Linked DNA regions of Homo sapiens: region 1 is linked to region 2. A link is a contact called in ENCODE Hi-C or POLR2A ChIA-PET data. All regions are on one chromosome and are shown on one strand. The core of a region is the stretch at or near the end of the contact, and the rest is flanking DNA. Distances in the headings are between cores, read along the strand shown. Region 1 holds the start of SURF4 (surfeit 4). Region 2 holds the start of SPTAN1 (spectrin alpha, non-erythrocytic 1).

Region 1 (7,011 bases), core at 4,512-7,011, 4.8 Mb before region 2:
TCCTGTCCTAGGGGGCATATGAGGAGGTGAAGTTGGCCAAAACATGGAAAGACTTGAAAATGTTACATTGTGGCCGGGCACAGTGGCTCACGCCTGAAATCCCAGCACTTAGGGAGGCCGAGGCAGGCGGATCACCTGAGGTTGGGAGTTCGAGACCAGCCTGACCAATATGGAGAAACCCTGTCTCTACTAAAAATACAAAATTAGCCGGGCGTGGTGGCACATGCCTGTAATCCCAGCTACTTCGGAGGCTGAGGCAGGAGAATCACTTGAACCTGGGAGAAGGGGGTTGCAGTGTGCCGAGATCACGCCATTGTACTCCAGCCTGGGCAACAAGAGTGAGACTCCGTCTCAAAAAAAAAAAAAAAAAGCGGCTGGGTGGGGTGGCTCACGCCTGTAATCCCAGCACTTTGGGAGGCCGAGGCAGGCGGATCATCTGAGGTCGGGAGTTCGAGACCAGCCTGACCATCCTCTCCATGTTGATGGAGAAACCCCGTCTACTAAAAATACAAAATTAGCTGGATGTGGTGGCACGTGCCTGTAATCCCAGCCACTCAGGAAGGCTGAGGCAGGAAAATCGCTTGAATCCGGGAGGCAGAGGTTACAGTGAGCTGAGATCACACCACTGTACTCCAGCCTGGGCAACAAGAGCAAAACTCCATCTCAAAAAAAAAAAAAAAAAAAAAAAAGTTACATCGTATGACCCAGAAATCTCACTCCTAGGAATTTTTCCTAAGGAAATCATGGATGCTAAACAAAACAAAACAAAACAAAACAAAAAAACAAACAAAACCATAATGCCATAAGCATCTTTATCAGAGCTGTTTACACAAAGTGAAAAATTGAGAACAAGCTCAATGCTCAGCCCATGTGATAGGGATGGCTTGGGTTAGTTACAGCACATCAAGCAAGACGGGAGGCCACACAGTTGCCAGAGCCAAGAGAGGAGGAGGCTGTGGGAATGACATGAAACTATGTTTGCAATATAAAAAGGATGCTATCAACTTTAACGATACCATTCTCCTGAATCCAAAAAAGTTTACAAACGCTTAGGAAAAAAGACTGGAAGAACCCATAAACTCCTACCTACACTCTCTTTCCCCAATTTTTATTTAGAAATAATTGGGTGATATTTTTATTTTTAATTTAATTAATTAATTAATTAATTTAGACAGAGTCTCGCTGTGTCACCCAGGCTGGAGTGCAGTGGCGCAATCTCGACTCACTGCAACCTCCGCCGCCCGGGTTCAAGCAATTCTCCCGCGTCAGCTCCCAAGTAGCTGGGACTATAGGCACCCACCACCATGCTCAGCTAATTTTTGTATTTTTAGTAGAGATGGGGTTTCACCATGTTGGCCAGGCTGCTCTCAAACTTCTGACCTCAAGGGATCTGCCTGCCTCGGCCTCCCAAAATGCTGCGATTACAGGGATGAGCCACCATGCCTAGTCATGGCTGACATTTTTAAAAGCTCCTCAGGCCGGACGCGGTGGCTCATGCCTGTAATCCCAGCACTTTGGGAGGCCGAGGCGGGCGGACTGCCTGAGCTCAGGAGTTCCAGGAGTTCGAGACCAGCCTGGGCAACACGGTGAAACCCTGTCTCTACTAAAATACAAAAAATTAGCCGGGCGTGGCAGCGTGTGCCTGTAGTCCCAGCTACTTGGGAGGCTGAGGCAGGAAAATTGCTTGAACCCAGGAGGCAGAGGTTGCAGTGAGCTGAGATCACACCACTGCACTCTAGCCTTGGCGACAGAGCAAGACTCCATCTCCAAACAAAAAAAAAAGCTCCTTAACTGCTCAGAGGGCAGTCAGCCACACTGCCCCAGTGGCTTGTGAGACAAGGGGGCCAACCCCACAGCCAGCCAGCAAGGGAGCAGGGCAGGGGCAAGGACTCCAGGCCCAGCCATACAGGGTGAGACTGCGGAGCTGTACGGACTGAGGCCTGGCCCAGTAGCAGCTGCTGACAAGGCTCCTCCCGCTGTATGGCCAGCCCTGAACCTGCTGGGTCCCTGCCACCACCACAGAGAGGAGGGCATGCCAGGGACTCTTGCAGCAGCTTTCTCACCCTAGTCCCTCTGTTGATCTGGACCTCCCTGTCTCGGACACACAAAGGGCTGTCTTCCTGCAGGCCTACACCTCCCCATGCCCTGCTAGCCCTGGTGAGGAGTGTGGTGGAAGGGCTCAGGGCCTGGTGTGTGACCTTAGCCCTGTGTGACCTTGAGCCAGTCCCCATCCTCTCTGGGCCTGGCTCCCTTTTGGTAAAACTGGTGACCCAGCACTGGGTAGCACGGTGTCCCCCAGTGAGGTGGCCTGAATTCAAATCCTCTTGGAAATTGTGTGACCTTGCCTAGTCTGGCGCTGCATTGAGCCTCACTGTCTTTGGCTATAAACAGGGTCATTGTTTCTGCTTTACAGGGTTGACGGGAGATGAAGTGAGTCAGTGCCTGGCATACAGCACGTGATGCGTAAATGGTGGGAGGTGGTGGTGTTGGAGTAAAAATTAGCATTGCTTCCCCATCAAGGTGACAGAGCTTCACGCACCCCCACATCTACCCCAACCAGATTAGTCTCCGCAAGTGTCAGCAGCGAGGAATCCAGCTGCCGCATCAGGAAGCTTCTCCAACATGGGAAGAGCTTGTATTGGGGAAAATCACAGTCACAGAACCACCCGGCATGGGATGCACAGGCTTGGCCTCTTACCTGCTTTATCACATGCTTGACTTTGGTTTCCATTTCCTCCACCACCAGGTTCACCCCCAAGGCCCCAGGATTCAGCTGGTACAAAACCTATCAGCAAGGAAGAGAGAAGCTTTCAGGAAATGCACACAACTTTTCCCTTTCCAAAAGCCCAGCTCCAACTCCTTTTCTGGCCCTGCTAACTCCCCTGTCAGGCTGGCAGAGCAAGTGGCTCCACCCCATCTTGCAATAGAGGAAATGGCCCAAGGAGGGCAAGAAGCCTTTCAATGGCAGAACTCTGATCTCACCTATTTGGGGCCGATTCTGGAGCTCTTCTACAACCCTGTATCCCTCCCCCAACCTGCAATGAGGACCAGCTGGGCACTCAAGTGCAAGAACCTCCCAGAGAAAAAGGGCTTATTCACTCTCTATAGACCTCTGTGACCTCAACTTCCAGCATCCACCTCCCAACTGGTTTCCAACAAGAAAGTAACCAATCTTGTGACTGGTACAATCAGGAAGCCATTGTGTGCCTGGCATGGTGCCAAGCACTTCACAGCCACCCTTTGCAGTTGACACCATTGCTACCTCTGTGTTTACATTGGGGAAAACTGAGGCACAAGGAGCTAGGTCCTTGCCTGAGGCTATGTCACTAGAAAGCAGGACACTGCCTGGGGTAACTCTGGGGGTCTGATCTTAGAGCCTGTGATTTGAGCCAAATCTGGAGAGATGGCCACCAAGCCAGAACTCTGTGCAGAGACCAAGTGCTATGGGGCAGGGGGCTGGGCCGGGGATTGCTGGAGGCTGACATTCATCAGAGGATTGGGGGAGGGAGGGCAGGACCCAGAGGAGGAGATATGAGGATGGAAGCCTGAGCCTAGGGACTCTCGGAGCCCATAAAAGTCTTAGGAGTCTGTAATCCAGCCTTGTGAGCAGCCTGCTCATGACACTGGATATTCTAAGCCAGGGGTCCCCAACCTAGTCCGTGGCCTGTTAGGAACCAGGCTGCACAGCAGGAGGTGAGCAGCAGGCAGTGGAGCAAAGCTTCATCTGTATTTACAGCCGCTCCCCATGGCTCGCATTACCACCCAAGCTCCACCTCCTGTCAGCTCAGCAGCAGCATTAGATTCTCATGGGAGTGTGAACCCTATTGTGAACAGTGCATGTGAGGGATCCAGGTTGCATGCTCCTTATGAGAAACAAATGCCTGATGATCCGTCACTGTCTCCCATCATCCCGAGAGGATGGTCTAGTTGCAAGAAAACAAGCTCAGGGCTCCCACTGATTCTACATTATGGTGAGTTGTGTAATTATTTCATTATGTATTACAACATAATAATAGAAATGAACTGCACACTAAGTGTAATGTGCTTGAATCATCCCAAAACCATCCTCCCGCCTCCATCTGTGGAAAAATTGTCTTCCACAAAACTGGTCCCTTGTGCCAAAAAGGTTGGGGACTGCTATTTTTTTTTTTCTTTCTGAGACAGAGTTTTGCTCTTGTTGCCCAGGCTGGAGTCCAATGGCGCTATCTTGGCTCACCACAACCTCTGCCTCCTGGGTTCAAGCGATTCTCCAGCCTCAGCCTCCCGAGTAGCTGTGATTACAGGCATGCGCCACCACACCTGGCTAATTTTGTATTTTTAGTAGAGACAGTTTCTCCATGTTGGTCAGGCTGGTCTTGAACTCCCGATCTCAGGTGATCCGCCCGCCTTGGCCTCCCAAAGTGTTGGGGATTACAGGCGTGAGCCACCGAGCCCGGCCAGGGACTGCTGTTCTAAGCCACAGCGGGCTGAGGGCAGAGCTGGTGTGAGAGCGTTCAAGCTTAGGCAGCAAATTAAACAGTAAAATGGAGCCGTATCTCGAATCAAGTCTATTTTTTTTTCCAAAAGCAGGTATATTCCTGAAACGTCTATTTTTTTTTAATCTGAAAAACAACTTTACTTTAAAAATTATCTGGCCACCAGAAGCTCATCTGCTTCACCTCTGGCAACGCCCTATAGTCCTCTCACACAAAGACAATTCTTCCAAAGTGACAAAAATCTAACCCGCAAACTGTTTCCAAGCGAATGCATTTTTCACAAATGCTGAATCTAACATTTAATAAAGTGTATATATCATGTATAGAAGCATTTAATTAAACATTTACTTTTATTTTGCAGCTTTCCTTTTGTGTTTTGTGAATTTTTTAGGTCTCAAACATTTTCACAGACCCACGCTGCAGGGGTGTTTTTAGGGGACTGGGGGCTCCCAATTATGTACTCGGGATGTTCCCGGGGGTCCTGCCTCGGTGGACCCAAGCGCACAGACCCCAGGCACGAAGGATAGAGGAGCTGCCCCACGCCCTCAAATACTCAGCCAGGGCTGGAGAATCCTTAGTCAATTCACAAAGGGGGAAACTGAGTGGCAAAGGGCACCCAGGAGGTCACCGTTGGAGGCCCCCCGGGTTCAACCTAGGAGCTGCAGGCCGACACTGGCCAGGGCGCGGGCCCCTCGCCGCCCTCGGTCGGAACCGCCGGCCGTAGCTCCAGGGTTGCGACCGTTACCCCACGGAGCTCCCGCCTCCCCGCAGGGAACACTCGGCACCTGGTACTTCTCCATGGGCTCTCCGGGGGACCCTGGGCCTCGCTCCCCCTGCGTGGGGCGCCTGCGATTGGACCCTGGCCCAAGCATGATCAGTAGCGACCGCGTACGGGCGAGCGTCCACCCCTGGCCCCACCCCGCGTGGGTCAGTGGGACCCGCGGGATCCTCCCCGCCCGAACGGCGCCCTCGAGGCACTCAGGCGTCCCTCCCGCGCGCTGGCCCCAGACCCCCAGGTCCCCGCCCCCTTAAAAGGGACGCGTTCCGCCGGGCCGGGAGGGACCGCAGGGCCTGCGCGCGGCGGGCGGGGCCTCCAGCGTGAGAGGCGTGGCGTCGAGCGCGGCGGGCGTGGCTTCGAGCGGATGGGTCGGGAGGCTGGGGATGGCGCGTGGCCCCTTTAAGACGCACCGGGGCGGGCCCGGGCGGCGCGCGGCCCCTTTAAGGCTTGGCCTACGTGGCAGCCGCTGGAGCCGCAGCCGACGCGGAGCGAGGCCGGCCGCCGGGCACTTCCTGTGGAGGCCGCAGCGGGTGCGGGCGCCGACGGGCGAGAGCCAGCGAGCGAGCGAGCGAGCCGAGCCGAGCCTCCCGCCGTCGCCATGGGCCAGAACGACCTGATGGGCACGGCCGAGGACTTCGCCGACCAGGTGCGGCCTGCGGGCTCCTCCCCCGGCCCCGGTCCCGACCCAGGCCGCCCGGGCCGCTCCGGAGTCGGCCTCCCAGCGCAGGGCGCCAGGCCCGGGCCGCCCCCTGACTCCTTGTTCCCACAGGGGGACCCCCCCGCCCGGGCCCTCTGTCCCGGCTGGACAGCCCCAAACCCGGCCTCCGGGCCCAGTCTCCCCTGCCCGCTGGGCCGCTCCCGGAGCCCGGGCCTCGGCGCCCTGCCTGGCTAGCCGCCCCCACCCTCCAGCCAGCCCGGGGCGCGGGCTGTGGGGGTTTCTTCCCGGGCCGGCGGCGCGAGTCCTGGCGTTGGGTCGGGTCTGAGGCTCGCGGGGAGCGCCTCGGCGTTTGGAGCTGCTGGGGGGTCCCCGCACGTTTTTCCTCTCACTGGGGCTCCCGGAGGCGGGCTGGGAGCTCGGGGACGAACGGGGGCCGGGGGTCCTCCCAGAGGAAAGGGGGCGCGCTGGCGTGCGCCCCAGCTACAGGAAGCCACAGCACCTTTTCCTTTTCTCTTTCCCAGATGTGCTGGACTCTTGGGGTCCCTTTGACCCTGTCTGCGTCTCCCTCCCCGTTTGGACTCTGCCCTGGGCTGGATTGAGTGGGGACCTGTACACAGCCTGGGAGGAGGGGAAGCCTATCTCCCTGATAGTCTCCTTCCAGAAGTGTCCAGGTGGCATTCTGAGCAACAGGGAAGCCTTTGAAACAGGCGGTTGGGTAACTGTTGAGAGCATTCGGGAACTGGGTGGACAGGATCCGATCCTACAAAGTGAAGGGACACAACTCCCTTCCCTCTTTCTTGATTAAGCTTGACAGAACAAAAAAACAAAAACAAAAGGTGGTGGTGGTTACGCAGATTTATGCCTTTTACTTCTAAAAGAATCCCGTTATGTCGACAAATTAACAGCCTTATCCCCGCAGGGAGAGCCTTGTGTGGCCCACTTGCCGTTTTTTCCTCGGTTTACTTAATGTGTTCGTGTGGCTTTGCTAGAGTTTTAAGTAGTGATGGTTAAATTTTTAAATTTTTCTGGAGGTGGTAGTGAGTCATCAAACTCTGAGGCCTAGACTTATCGGAAGGCTTGTATATGTGTGGTTTAAAAAA
Region 2 (6,679 bases), core at 4-2,503:
AAATACTTCATATGGCCTCTCTCCTGTTCTTCCCGAACAGCCATGATGGTAAGTTTTTCTAAAATAACATGATGAAGACAGAACAAAGGGCTTAAATATTTTAGGATCTATTATATAAAAGAGATCTGATTAGATGTTGGAACAGTTCAAGCATCATCTCAACCCAGCTTTCTGAGCTATTTAGGCTTTTCATTTAAAACATATTCAACTTTTAACAAGGCGCTTATTTAAAATATATTTTACTCTAGTACATCAGAGACTTTTGAAAGCGATGTTCTAGGGGAAGCGTCTAATCAAATTCTCAGGGACAGCTTTCAAACAAAAGACTGTTCTATCATTCAACAGTGGTATGGTAGAATTTTTGACACTGTATCTCGACTCGAAAGACCCAGTCCCAGGAAACACACACACAAACAAGAACGCTAAGCTATTAAGTTATTTGATTTGAGCCACATACCATGCAAGCACTGCATTTACCTATTATTTACAAGCAAATCACAACTAGGAAGAAAGAAAAATGTTTATTACAAGGAAAGAAAAGGAGACGGCCAGTCTCAGACCCTTCTGCGTTCAGAGAGACGGCAGAGATTCGCCATGCAGGATGAAATTAAGGTCAGAGAGCCGTTTACGCTATGCTCGGGCTCCCCGGGCTCTTCCTCCCTCTACGGCTGGCCGGCATTGCTGGTGCGATTCGGAAGAACGAGCTGCAGAAGTCGCTCCCGGCCGAGGGAAGGGACCGGGGGCGGTGCGGGGAGCGTTCTGCAGGGAGGCGGCTGGCGAAGATCCCGACGAGGGAGCCCCCACCCACCTGCCGCAGCCGGATGGGGCAGGGCAGGGCCGCGCCGCAGCCAGGCTTGGGGGTGGTTGGGAGGGACCCGGCGGCCTCGCGCCCCCTCCCCCCGTCAGTGACATTCCAGCGGCGGCGCCGAGCCTCGGCCCGGCTGCTCCTCCGCAGCCCACGCGCCACAAAAGCAGCGGCAGCGGCTTCCCCCACTCAGCCGAATGGAGGCAGCCCCGCGGCCCGCCCGGCTCACCTGTCCGCGCGCCGGCCCCGCCCCGCCTGAAGAGCTGCCCAGCTCCCACCCGGGGGTCGGCTGCCCGGGGCCCCGCTCCCTCCCGGAGCTCCCCGGCTGCCCCTCTCACCGGCTCTCGGGGGGTGAGGGGCGTGGGTGCGTCGGGCCGAGGGGTGCTGAAGGACCGAGGAGCCTCCGCGGCCTCCGCTCCACACCGTTCACTCCGCAGCGGGTAGTGGCGGCGACGCGCGCGCCCCGCCTCTTTTATAAGCGGCTACGCGCGCTCCCGCGGCGGGCGGGCGCGAGCGCCGGGGGAAGCGCCCCGGCGCTGCGCGAGGGGTGGGGGAGCGCGCCGGCGGAGCAAAGGGGGCGGTGCTCCCGCCGGCTCGCCGCCCGACCGCCCGGCGGAAAGGGCCGAGCGATCCCGGAAGGAGCCGAAGCGACAATGCGGGGGAAGAGGTGAGCGAGGGGCGGGCCGCGGGAGGATGGGGAAATGGGGCGCGCGCAAGGGGTGAGGGGTGATGGTGCAGTGAGGTCACTGCCTACGCCCTGGCGGTAGAGACGCTCCCGCCTCACCTCCCTCCCCGCAGCTTGCGCCCCGCCACCGCCCGCCCTGCGGACAGTCGTCTGCATCGCACCACTCCGCCCTGGGAGCTCTTCCAGGACTGCGGAGAAGGGCGGGGCGGGGGTATCGCTGCAGTCTGGCTGGGGATGCTGCGCGCCCCGGCCGGAAAAACGCCCAGTCCCAAAGGGTGAGATCACCCGAGTGCGTCTCTTCCTGCTCACTTTCCCGAGGAGGAGGCTGGCGCTGGGGTCCCAAGTCAGCCTAATTCGGTGGGGGCTGGGGTCAAGAAGACGCGGATGATTTGGGGCCCCGGGTTTGAGGAGGTGGTGAGAGGAAAAGGCCAAATCCGAATCAGAAAAAAAATTAAGTCGACTAATTTGGGGCATAAAGCTGTCATTCTGGGATTTGGAGAGTTAATTTCTTATGTTCTTGGAGATTATGGGGGAGGAAACGGCAGCGGCAAAATAATAATTTCTTACATTCCTGCAACAAAAGCTTTCTCACAGGTCGCCAGTGGAATAGGCTACATTCATCCTATTTCATAAACAAGACATTAAGGTTCTTTCTGGCACAATTAATCGAACTTGCCTTGTGTACTAGGCACTATGCTAAGTATTTCGTGTTACCTTTTCATTTCTTAATCTTTGCAATAATTTTATGAGATGTTTTCCCATTTTACAAATGGGCACTCTTACATAATGCTCATGTAGGCTAAGTCTCTTGGCCCAGGTCAGGCAGCTACCAATTGGAAGAGCTAGGATTTACATCTCAGCAGTCAGAACCTTCCCTTTGCAACCGTATGTGTATTGCCTTCAAATAGGAAAGGGAGGCATTTTGATGCGGGTGGCTGCTGGGGTGCAGAAAGAGAAAAATAAGATTCTCAGAATTTCTGATACTTAAAGTCCTAGCAGTTTAAGGTCCTGGCTCTAAACTCTGTAGCCAGAAGCCCTGGATTAGGAAGCCCTTTCCCTATCCCCATTCCGGTGACAGCTGGGCCGCAGCCACTGGGAGTAACACCCAGATCATTCCTGTGCAGTCAGGCAGACGGGGAGCTCTGCAGCTTAGGAAGGCTTCAGCCTCCTGGTTACCAAGCAGCTCTCCTCTTTAAATAAATATAAAGTCATTGGACACTGCACCAGAATCTGGGCCCAGACCTGGCCCTGAGCTTCCTGGCCCTCTGCAGTTTGGCTTCTTTCCCCGTGCCTGGGACCTGCAATACGGTTTCTAAGCTGTCCTGGCTGTAGCCATGATACTGAGGAAAAATTTCCCTACCCACTCACTCCATTGGAGTGGAGAGAAAAGCAGTGACCACACCCCAGAAGCTGCTTTAGAGAATCTGTGTAGGAGAAACGTAGGAGCTGAGAGGCATTTCCTGCAATCTTCTATGTAGAGAAAACAGCGCTGAGCAACTCCTCCCTGGAGTGTGCATTTCTGAGAACAGCTGATGGTATCCGTGGCCTCTTCTCCAGCAGGTTGCAGTAAAATGTTTGATCAGATATTCAGCTCTGGGTACAAAATGGCTAACACAATTGTAGCTCCCTAAAATTTCCAAGACCTTCTGCTCCAGCAAAGAAAGCACCTTGGGACTGAGGGGCAGGAGCTGTTCAAAAGGGAGGGTTTTTCTATTAAATCACCCTGGCCCCATAGTGAACTGGGGGTTCTGCTGCTTTTGCTGGATGCAAAATGGAGACCTAAGAGAGAGCTCTGTATTGATAGAGAAACTAAAATCTTATTTGATTCTTTGTGTGATCTGAGACATGACCAAGAAACAGTATCCCCAGCGCTCTCCACCTCCCACCCACTCACCCTGCCTTCTCTGCACTTGGCACTTGAAACCAGCCATTCTTCACTGTTCTGTTGTCTGCCTACCTCACCTCCCACCAGTTTCACCATATGCCTAACACCCTAGTAGGTGTGGAAAGCTGGGGGAAAAAACAACAACAGAAAAAGCACAGGACAGTGTAACGACTTTGTAACCAATCAACTCCATGTTCTCAGTCACACCTCTCCTGGCCTCCTAAAAAGCAGAGGGTTGGACTGAATTCTCAACTCCTTTTTCTAGTTTCAGCAATCCTCAGAAGGTTTGATAGGCACCCTAAGCTTAAGCGTCTAGATAGTCCCAATACTTTTTCAGGTTGTTGAAAAGGTCAACTGTTGGAAAACACACTAATTGTGGTGATGTGTCCATATGTTCCAGCCAGGGAAAGTCACTTGCCCACTCTCCCTGGGAGAGACCCCTTCCCCTCCCCTCCCCTCCACACCCTGTCTCACCCCCTGCAAAGATAACAGGCAAGCACTTCCACTATTTTTCTTCCCTAGAAGGGAGCTGATTGGGAAGAGTCATGCTGGCAAGTGGACTGCACTTCCCATATGACATTCTGCAGTGTCAGAGCTGGCAAGAAATAACACAGCTCTTCAAATCACAGTGCCTGGATGAACCTTGAAGGCTTTATGCTAAGTGAAATACGCCAGACACATAAGGATGAATACTGTATGACCATTCCACTTATATGAGATCCCTAAAATTGTCAGATTCATAGAGACAGAAAAAACTGTTGTTACCAGGGTCTGAGGGGAGGGAGGAATGGGTTATTATTGTTTAGTGGGAAAGTTTCCGTCTGGGATGGTGAAAGAGAGTTCTGGAGAGGATGGTGGTGATGGTTGCACAACACTGTGACTGTACATAATGCCACAGAACTGTACACTTACAAATGGTTAGGCAGGGCTTGGTGGCTCACGCCTGTAATCCCAGCACTTTGGGAGGCTGAGGCGGGCGGATCACTTGCGGTCAGGAGCTTGAGACCATCCTGGCCAACATGGTGAAACCCTGCCTCTACTAAAAATACAAAAATTAATCGGGTGTGGTGGTGCACACCTGTAATCCCAGCTACTCGGGAGGCTGAGGCAGGAGAGTCGCTTGAACCCGGGAGGCGGAGGTTGCAGTGAGCCAAGATCGCGCCATTGCACTCCAGACTGGGCGACAGATTGAGACTCCGTCTCAAAAAAAAAAAAAAGGTTAAACTTTTTATGTTCTATATATTTTACTACAATCAAAAGACAAAGCAAAACACAAGCCCCTGCTTCTAAAATCAAGCACCACATTAGAGAAGCAGCCTGATAGGCTCTGGGAGTGTGGCCTTACCAGGGTTTTAAGACTCCAGGTGACAGCAGAGATGTAAACTCCTCCCTCCCCTCCCCTAATCCGACCTTGTAATCTGGCTCCGGTCATTTCACATCTGTTCCCTTGCAGGGCTGCCTGCTAGGCCTGGTCAGTCCGTGTCCCTCCTGCTTACCTTGAACCCACTACTACAGTTAGTTTCACAAATCACGTCAAACCTTCTCAACAAGTTTCAGTTGTTTCCCATTGCCTACGGAATAGGCCGAAATTTGCAGCCTCCACAATCTTGTTCCAATTTACCTTTTCACAGCATCATTCCCTACAGTTCTGCTCTACTGGTCTGAGGTTAGCCTCTTTCCAAAACATGTTATTTCTCCAACTCCATGCTTTTGTGAACAATTTTTTCCTCCAATTAGAACATCCTTTCCCAACACTCATGCCTCCTTTCTGCCTGAAAATCTTACCCATTTTGAGTATATGTAAGTAGAACCTTTCTGGAAGAGCAGTTGGCAATGTGGATCAAAATATAAAATTTGCATGCCATTTGACCCAGCAATGTTAGTTACATCTAGAAATCTGCCTTAAGCAGGACAAGATGCATTTTCATTCAGGACGGGCGTGGTGGCTCACACCTGCAATCCCAGCACTTTAGGAGGCTGAGGCAGGCAGATCACTTGAGCCCAGGAGTTTAAGACCAGCCCGGGCACCATGGCAAAACCCCATCTCTACAAAAAAATGCAAAAATTAGCCAGATGTGGTGGCTTGCGCCTGTAGTCCCAGCTACTCAGGAGGCTGTGGGAGGATCACCTAAGCGCGGGAGGTCAAGGCTGCAGTGAGCCATGACTGTGCTACTGCATTCCAGCTCAGGCAATAGAGTGAGACCTTGTCTCAAAAAAAAAAAAAAAAAAAAAAAGAATGTTAATAATTTAAAAAAATATATTAGGCATAACCTAGTCACCAAGTGAAAAATGATTAATTACGATTCATAAATTCAAGACTATATTCATGATATAATACTTATTGACTTGAGAAAATATTTGAAGTGTTACTGAATTTTAGGTTACATGAATGGTACTCAGTCCATTTAAGTAAGAATTATAGGCTGGGCGCAGTGGCTCACGCCTGTAATCCCAGCACTTTGGGATGCCAAGGAGGGTGGATCACCTGAGGTCAGGAGTTCGAGACCAGCCTGACCAACATGATGAAACCTCGTCTCTAGACTAGAATTTCAACCCCAGCTTTCCTGGGTTTCCAGCTTGCAGATGGCAGATTGTGGGACTTCTCAGTCTCCATAATCTCATGAATAAATTCCTCGTAATTAAATCTCATCATATCCCTGTCCATCCATCCGTCTCCTATTGGTCTGTTTCTCTGGGGACCCTAATACAGTGAACTTCCATAGGCCTGTCACCCAGCTCCAACAGTTATCAACATTCTGCCATTCTTGTTTGTTTTTTTGAGACTGAGTCTCGCTCTTGTTGCCCAAGCTGGAGTGCAATGGCATGATCTCAGCTCACTGCAAACTCCGCCTCCCGGGTTCAAGTGATTCTCCTGCCTCAGCCTCCCGAATAGCTGGGATTACAAGCATCTGCCACCACACCCAGCTAATTTTTGTGTATTTTTAGTAGAGACAGGGTTTCACCATGTTGGCCAGGCTGGTCTTGAGCTCCTGACCGCAGGTGATCTGCCCGCCTTGGCCTCCCAAAGTGCTGGGATTACAGGCATGAGCCACCACACCTGGCCCATTCTGCCAAGTAGGTAAGTAATCATTGATTACTTCACCTTTAACATAGTATTTTCAGGCCGGGCGCAGTGGCTCACACCTGTAATCCCAGTACTTTGGGAGGCCGAGGTGGGCAAATCACGAGGTCAAGAGATGTAGACCATCCTGGCCAACATGGTGAAACCCCGTCTCTACTAAAAATACAAAAATTAGCTGGGTGTGGTGGCGTGCATCTGTAGTCCCAGCTACGTGGGAGGCTG

What was found. Hi-C counts contacts between places; a loop is a spot of excess contacts on that map. ChIA-PET counts read pairs that join two places held with the same protein, here RNA polymerase II (POLR2A). Pooled maps may share reads with other maps.
Region 1: a pooled map shows a loop between it and region 2 (4-fold over the local background). The contact joins the promoter of SURF4 here to the promoter of SPTAN1 in region 2. A Hi-C loop is called at or near these places in 5 of 50 pooled maps. POLR2A ChIA-PET finds 5 or more read pairs at or near these places in 2 of 52 experiments (CD4-positive, alpha-beta T cell and activated CD4-positive, alpha-beta T cell).

What each region holds. Positions count from the first base shown.
Region 1 is chr9:133,374,810-133,381,820 of GRCh38, reverse strand. SURF4 (surfeit 4) reads left to right here and starts at 5,761. Exons shown (of 6, transcript NM_033161.4): 1 at 5,761-5,899. The coding sequence starts at 5,852. STKLD1 (serine/threonine kinase like domain containing 1) reads right to left here and starts at 5,455. Exons shown (of 18, transcript NM_153710.5): 1 at 5,261-5,455; 2 at 2,699-2,785. The coding sequence starts at 5,347. RefSeq lists silencers at 5,217-5,716, 5,807-6,046, 6,057-6,336.
Region 2 is chr9:128,547,161-128,553,839 of GRCh38, reverse strand. It overlaps SPTAN1 (spectrin alpha, non-erythrocytic 1), which reads right to left and starts at 1,253. Exons shown (of 57, transcript NM_001130438.3): 1 at 1,144-1,253. It overlaps LOC101929270 (a long non-coding RNA gene), which reads left to right and starts at 1,427. Exons shown (of 4, transcript NR_188457.1): 1 at 1,427-1,472. RefSeq lists a silencer at 840-1,609.